2 separate regions of the Homo sapiens genome follow, and region 2 is linked to region 1. A link is a loop called in an ENCODE intact Hi-C map of the cell type or tissue named here. Cell type or tissue: dorsolateral prefrontal cortex. All regions are shown on one strand. Each heading gives the region's core, and the rest is flanking DNA. Links, peaks and the distances in the headings are about the cores only.

Region 1 (2,904 bases), core at 246-2,745:
CCATAGTAACAACCTGTTCAATGTCACCAGGGGATCCTAATTGGCTCACAGTTAAGCCCCTTTCAACCTTCGCACTGTCGTGGTTGTCAGGACTGCCAAGCCGCCCTCCCATGCCTGCTCCTCATGCCTGTCCACTCTACAAGCCAGCTGTAAAACCCCTGCCCCCACCCTCTGTGTCGGTCCATGGTCACCACCCTGTCACCTCCAGCATCAGTCACGCCTCCGTGGTGGGCGTGGGGGCCCCACCCGAGGCTCCCGGGCATTTCTCTGATGGCTAATGAGACTGATCTTTGATTTTTGATCTGCTCATTGGCCATTCAGCTTCCTCTTCTGTGATGTGGTGGCCTCTGCCCACATTCTGCTGGGGCAGTTTGTCTTTTCCAAGTTGATCGCAGGTTTTTTTCTGGTTTTTTGTTTTTTGTTTTTGAGACAGAGTCTCACTCTGTCGCCCAGGCTGCAGTGCAGTGGCAAGATCTCGGTTCACTGCAACCTCCACCTCCCGGGTTCAAGCGATTCTCCCACCTCAGCCTCCCAAGTAGCTGGGATTACAGGCACCTGCCATCATGCCCAGCTAATTTTTGTATTTTTACTAGAGATGGGGTTTCACCGTGTTGGCCAGGCTGGTCTTGAACTCCTGACCTCAGGCGATCCGCCCGCCTCGGCCTCCCAAAAGTGCTGGGATTACAGGCGTGAGCCACCTCACCCAGCAATCAGATCACAGTTCTTTTTAAATTCTGGATTCTGATCCCTTGCAGTTAACTCTATGTCCTATTACATCTTCTCCCGTAATAGGTGATCCAGGAGGCTACAACAGGCTGAAGTCTGTGTGTCCCACACATTCCTATGTTGAAATCCCAACCCCCGAGGTATTAGGAGGTGGAGGCTTTGGGAGGTGATGAGGTCATGAGGGGAGCGTGAGACTGGTCCCCTTGCAAAAGGGACCCCAGGAAGCTCTGTTCCGCCACGTGAGGATGCACACGAAAGCAGCACCGCCTGCAGCCTGGAGCAGCACCCTCCCCAGAACCCGACCATCCCACCCCGATCTGCGATCTGCGGCTTCGGACCTCCAGGGCTGAGAGAGCCCAGGCTGCAGGGCAGAAGCCCCACTCTCCAGCCCCCGCCTGAGCTGCATAAGGCGGCCGCCCTTCCTCCACCCCCCTCTCTTCCGGGTCTCTGCTTGCGCTGGTTTCCTGTTGTTGCTGTAACAATTGCCGACGGAGCACCACAGATTCCCTCTCTGACAGCCCTGGGCGTCAGGAGCCCACAGGCCCTGCCACAGAACTGAAGCCAAGGTGCCAGCTGGACTGCTTCCTTGCCAGGGACCTGCAGGAAAATTCATCCTGGCCTTTTCTGTGGCCTTGCCCATGGCCTCGCCCATGGCCTCTTCCTCTGGTTCAAAGCCCATCATTCCAACCTCTGCTCCTATCATCCCCTCCCCTCTCCTTCGTTCCCTCTCCACTGCCTCTCCCTGCCCTCCTCTGCTGCCCTCCCGAAAGGACCCGAGGTGATACAGGCCCACAGGGCAGTCTGGCACAGCCTCCCCCGCTTCAGGTCCGGGGTTTAATCACATCTACAAAGTTGCTTTGGCTGTGGGAGCCAACGCTCACACGTTCCAGGAATTAGGACCAGGAAATCCTGGTGGGAGGGTGGGGGCAGATTCTGTCCTCCACCTGGCTGGGGGACCAAGTTGGCAGCGGGGCCTTTCCTGACTGCCCTGTCAGAAACTGCAGCACCACCCTACCCCACTCCACCTCACCCCTACCTCACCCCACCTCACCCCTACCTCACCCCACCTCACCCCTACCTCACCCCACCTCACCCCACCCCACCCTCATCCCACCACACCCCCACTCCACCCACCCCTACTCCACCCCACCTTTACCCCACCCCACCCCTGCCTCACCCCACCTCACCCCACTTCCACTCCAACCCACCTTACCCCGCCCCTACTCCACCCCACCCCTACCTCACCCTCATCTCACCCGACCCCACCCCACCTCCACTCCAGCCCACCCTACCCCATCCCCACCCCACCCCACCCCCACCCTCATCTCACCTGACCCCACCCCCAGTCCACCCCACCCCCACTCCCCACTTTGGGTACAAAAACCAGAAAAGCCCAGGCGAACGGCAGGAGGAGGTAGGTGTCCCGGCCCCATGCGCGCCACATGGCTGGCTTGTTCTGTCTGTCATTCCCCTACTCCTTGTTCTGTCCGGGGTTCCTCCAGCCCCACACCTCAGCATGCCTGTGATGCCACCCTCAGACAGCCGCAGGCCCCGCCCTGTGGTGGTCCCCAAAATTCCAAGTCCGACTCCAATGGCCCGAGACCGGCCAGGCTGGCAGTTTCATCTGGTTAGGGATGCGTGGGCTCCTCCACATTCCACCTTTTGAGATGTGCTGTAACCTTCTACCTGGACCCCAGACAGACAGGGTCAGCCGAAGCCCCAGGCACTCCTGGACTCAGGCACCCGTGACTGGCAGCAGAGCACGTCCCCTAGCCAGGGCCACGTTTGTCATGGGATCGCTGGACATTGGCCACCAGAATGGTGCTGGCATGCTGAATTGGGGTGGTTCAAAGTGTCTGTATAGATAGGCACCCTGCAGAACCTCCCTTCCTAGGATCCTGAACTCCCCAGGGCGGCCAGGTGGCTGGGACATGCTAAGGGTTCAGTGACCATTTGTGGGATGAGTGGGTGGATGTGAGTTGTGGTTGCCAACCTAAAGAAGCATGGAGGACAAAACCCACAGGGCAGATTGTGCTGGGGGACAAGGGGGTCCCCTGGTAGGCAAGTGTATTCATGTGATGTGTGTGCCTGGGCACGTGTGTACATTATGTGAGGACGTGCACATACCACTCACCTAGCCCTGCTTCCAGCTAAGAGAAAGGAAGCCAGAAACATGCA
Region 2 (2,904 bases), core at 120-2,619, 180 kb before region 1:
CCACGGTACCTGGCCTATTTACCTTATTTTTAAATAACCATTTAAAAATGTCCACTTCCCTTTGATGGATTCTGACTCTTCCTTTTGCCTTTCCCCTGCTCTTAACTAACCTCATGTTTTTATCAGCATCTGTAAGACCCATGAGAAGAAACCAGCTGCTTCATCTGAGGTGCTGCACTTGGCATTTATATTGGAGTCAGACCGTCCCTTCTCAGGGTAAACAGACCTTCCAGTGCCTTTTATCCGGTTCCCCAGGCTGGCTGCTCCCTCAGGAATACTCTCCTGTGTGTCTGGATTGTGTATACCCAGCTGCATTGTTCAGTGGTGAGTGTGGGTCCTGCATCAACCCAAACATGCTCTTTCCCTCTGCAGCATTTTAAACCAGAGACACTGCTCCCAAATTAGTCACTCTCACAATCCATTTTCATAAAGGTTCTTCAGGGAGCTGATGATCCAGATCTACAAAATGGAACAATTCCTTCACACGCCCCTCTAGTTTCAATAGTCGCTTGCTTTTTCCCTTCCCGAACATTGACTATCTTCTTGGTAACTACAGGTCTCAAAGGTAATTTCTTTTGTTCCTGGCATAATTTTCCCGTTTGTGGGTAGCTTTGAGGCTGGTGATCTGAGCTCAGACAGACTCACATCTGAGCTCAGACAGACCCAGATCTGAGCTTGGTCCAGCCCCAAGGCCCAACCCAGCATTCTCTTCCTTTCATTTTGAAACAATCTTTAAATATCCTCTATTCTACATAAAATTGCTTTTCCTTTCAGCAAAAACCACGTTTTTATAACCTTTACCAAACACACTCTGAGTAATCCCAATTTCTGCTGAAAACCCTAGGATTAATTTAACATAACATGACTTTAAGATCTTAAATTCCTGAAGAGAATTTTGAAACTGGTTTTATTTACCATAGATTACCAAAATCACATGTGCTAAAAGGCATTCGAGCTACCATCTATTTTTCTGATAAAATATTTGATTTAAGCATGTAAATGTTCTCCTTCATATATTTTGGTAGTGCTGGGAATGCAAAATGCTTGTTCCCTGGTGCCATAAAGAAATAGCACTTGAGGGCTGGGCGTGGTGGCTCATGCCTATAATCCCAGCACTTTGGGAGGCCGAGGGGGGCGGATCATGAGGTCAGGAGATTGAGACCATCCTGGCTAACACGGTGAAACCCCATCTCTACTAAAAATATACAAAATTAGCTGGGCATGGTGGTGGGCGCCTGTAGTCCCAGCTACTCAGGAGGCTGAGGCAGGAGAATGGTGTGAACCCGGGAAGCGGAGTTTGCAGTCAGCCAAGATCGCGCCACTGCACTCCAGCCTGGGCGACACAGCGAGACTCCATCTCAAAAAAAAAAAAAAAAAAGAAATATCACTTGAACATAAATTTAATTCTCTCAGCAAGGCAATTTTCACTTTCTGCAGAAAGGGTACACTCACCAGCAGTCTTGCCACAAGAGTACACCAAACAAAGGAAAAGCAGATGTATTTATCCCTTACGTATTTGGGTCATCCTTACTGCTGTGTCCTGCATCCATTGGCTGGAGCCGAACCTCACAGTCTAAACTGACACTCGACTTGCTAACAACCTAAAACTTTCTTAAATAGGTAAAGGCAAAGGGAGAACAAAGGAAAGGAGGAAGTTGCTTATGAAAGATTTAAAGAAGCAATAACATTTCCAAATAAGGAAGGGGCATAGGCTGTGAGCTGGAACGTGCCTGTGAGCATGTCCAACAGCTACATAGGATAGGGCTTAACAAAGAGTTATTAGCACAAAGCAAGGAGGCTTGAAGAAAGTCAGTCTTTAAAAGAAACTATTATTTCTAACACTTATGATTTATTCTTTAACAGGAAGGGAAACTTTGAAGAGGAAACTTTTTACTTTCTACAGTAGCGAAGTGTCACATACGCATGACACATATGTAGACGTAGCAGACACAGCAGCAGATCTTATACATTTAATAAGATTTTTCTTTTGCCATTTTTTAAAGATTCTCCCTCACTTTAGACTATTAATCTCTTGATTTCCTGTTTCATGCCCTAAACAAATGTTAGGGAGAAAATTCTAAATCTGCATCTCCCAAGACAGGACTCTGGGGAAACAGGTAGAAAGGAACAGAACTTCAATCTAAGCAAAAGCAAGGTCTGTTATGTAGACTTTAAGCCATTGTCTTCTCCATAGAGAAAGTTTCTAGTGGTTTCAGTACGGAGACAGACACGCCCTTACAAATGGAGATTCCCTCTAAAGATGTACATTTCCTTTACAAAGCGTGTTGAAGGCTGATTCGTTGGATAGGCGGTCTTTTCAATTTAGCTTGTTTCTTAATTAGATTACTGGCTTTAAGGTAGAGCCCTTTAAGGACCAGGACCAAGAAAGCATGCAGGTTTTAGGACCTAAACCACGACTTTCTTATTCAAACGTGCAAACACCCAAGTACCCCCGTATCAATGATCGTTTCCATTGCACGACTGTCCTGAGCCACCTCCAACACTATGGCTTTCACCCGCCATCAACCACCAGCCATCACACACATCAAGGTCAAGTCCTCTCACAGTGCCAAGCAGTCTCTAGTGCCCTACAAACAGCCAGCGAGCCCAGTAACACAGTACAAGAGAGCAGAGCCCTAGACCTGAGGGGAACCTGTCTGCTTACAACCTAGGATGCCACGAGGAAAAACAGGTTCCTCCCAAAGAGAGGAGACTGGTGCCTTTTCCCTGTTCCCCAAGGATCCTAGGCTGTCAGAAATTTCCTTGTTTAGGTCCTCATGTGTCATTGAAGGTTGCAAGAGGAAAGAGGGACAGACAGAAGCAAACAGAGAAACAGACAGGGTTCTCGACTGAGAAGTTTTACAGAGAGCAGAGGCCGTAAAGCAATAAGCAAGCCGGGCGCAG

The links. Hi-C counts contacts between places; a loop is a spot of excess contacts. Peaks named below come from ENCODE experiments on the same cell type or tissue, not always from the same donor. Only the 100,000 strongest peaks of a DNase experiment are listed, where the experiment ranks them.
Region 2: a loop joins it to region 1, with 2.0 times the contacts of the local background. A loop is called at or near these places in 2 of 110 quality-filtered maps.

The regions. Positions count from the first base shown.
Region 1 is chr21:42,782,844-42,785,747 of GRCh38, forward strand. No RefSeq gene overlaps it. Among named protein-coding and RNA genes, the nearest start is that of LINC01668, 4.3 kb to the left of the region's middle. RefSeq lists enhancers at 1-267, 268-989. In dorsolateral prefrontal cortex, for the core only: no CTCF peak of the experiment used is centred there; a DNase peak (open chromatin) is centred at 1,224; H3K27ac peaks cover 1,083 bases; H3K27me3 peaks cover 956 bases.
Region 2 is chr21:42,603,850-42,606,753 of GRCh38, forward strand. All of the region lies in intron 1 of LINC01671 (long intergenic non-protein coding RNA 1671), which reads right to left. Among named protein-coding and RNA genes, the nearest start is that of LINC01671, 9.8 kb to the right of the region's middle. In dorsolateral prefrontal cortex, for the core only: no CTCF peak of the experiment used is centred there; no DNase peak of the experiment used is centred there.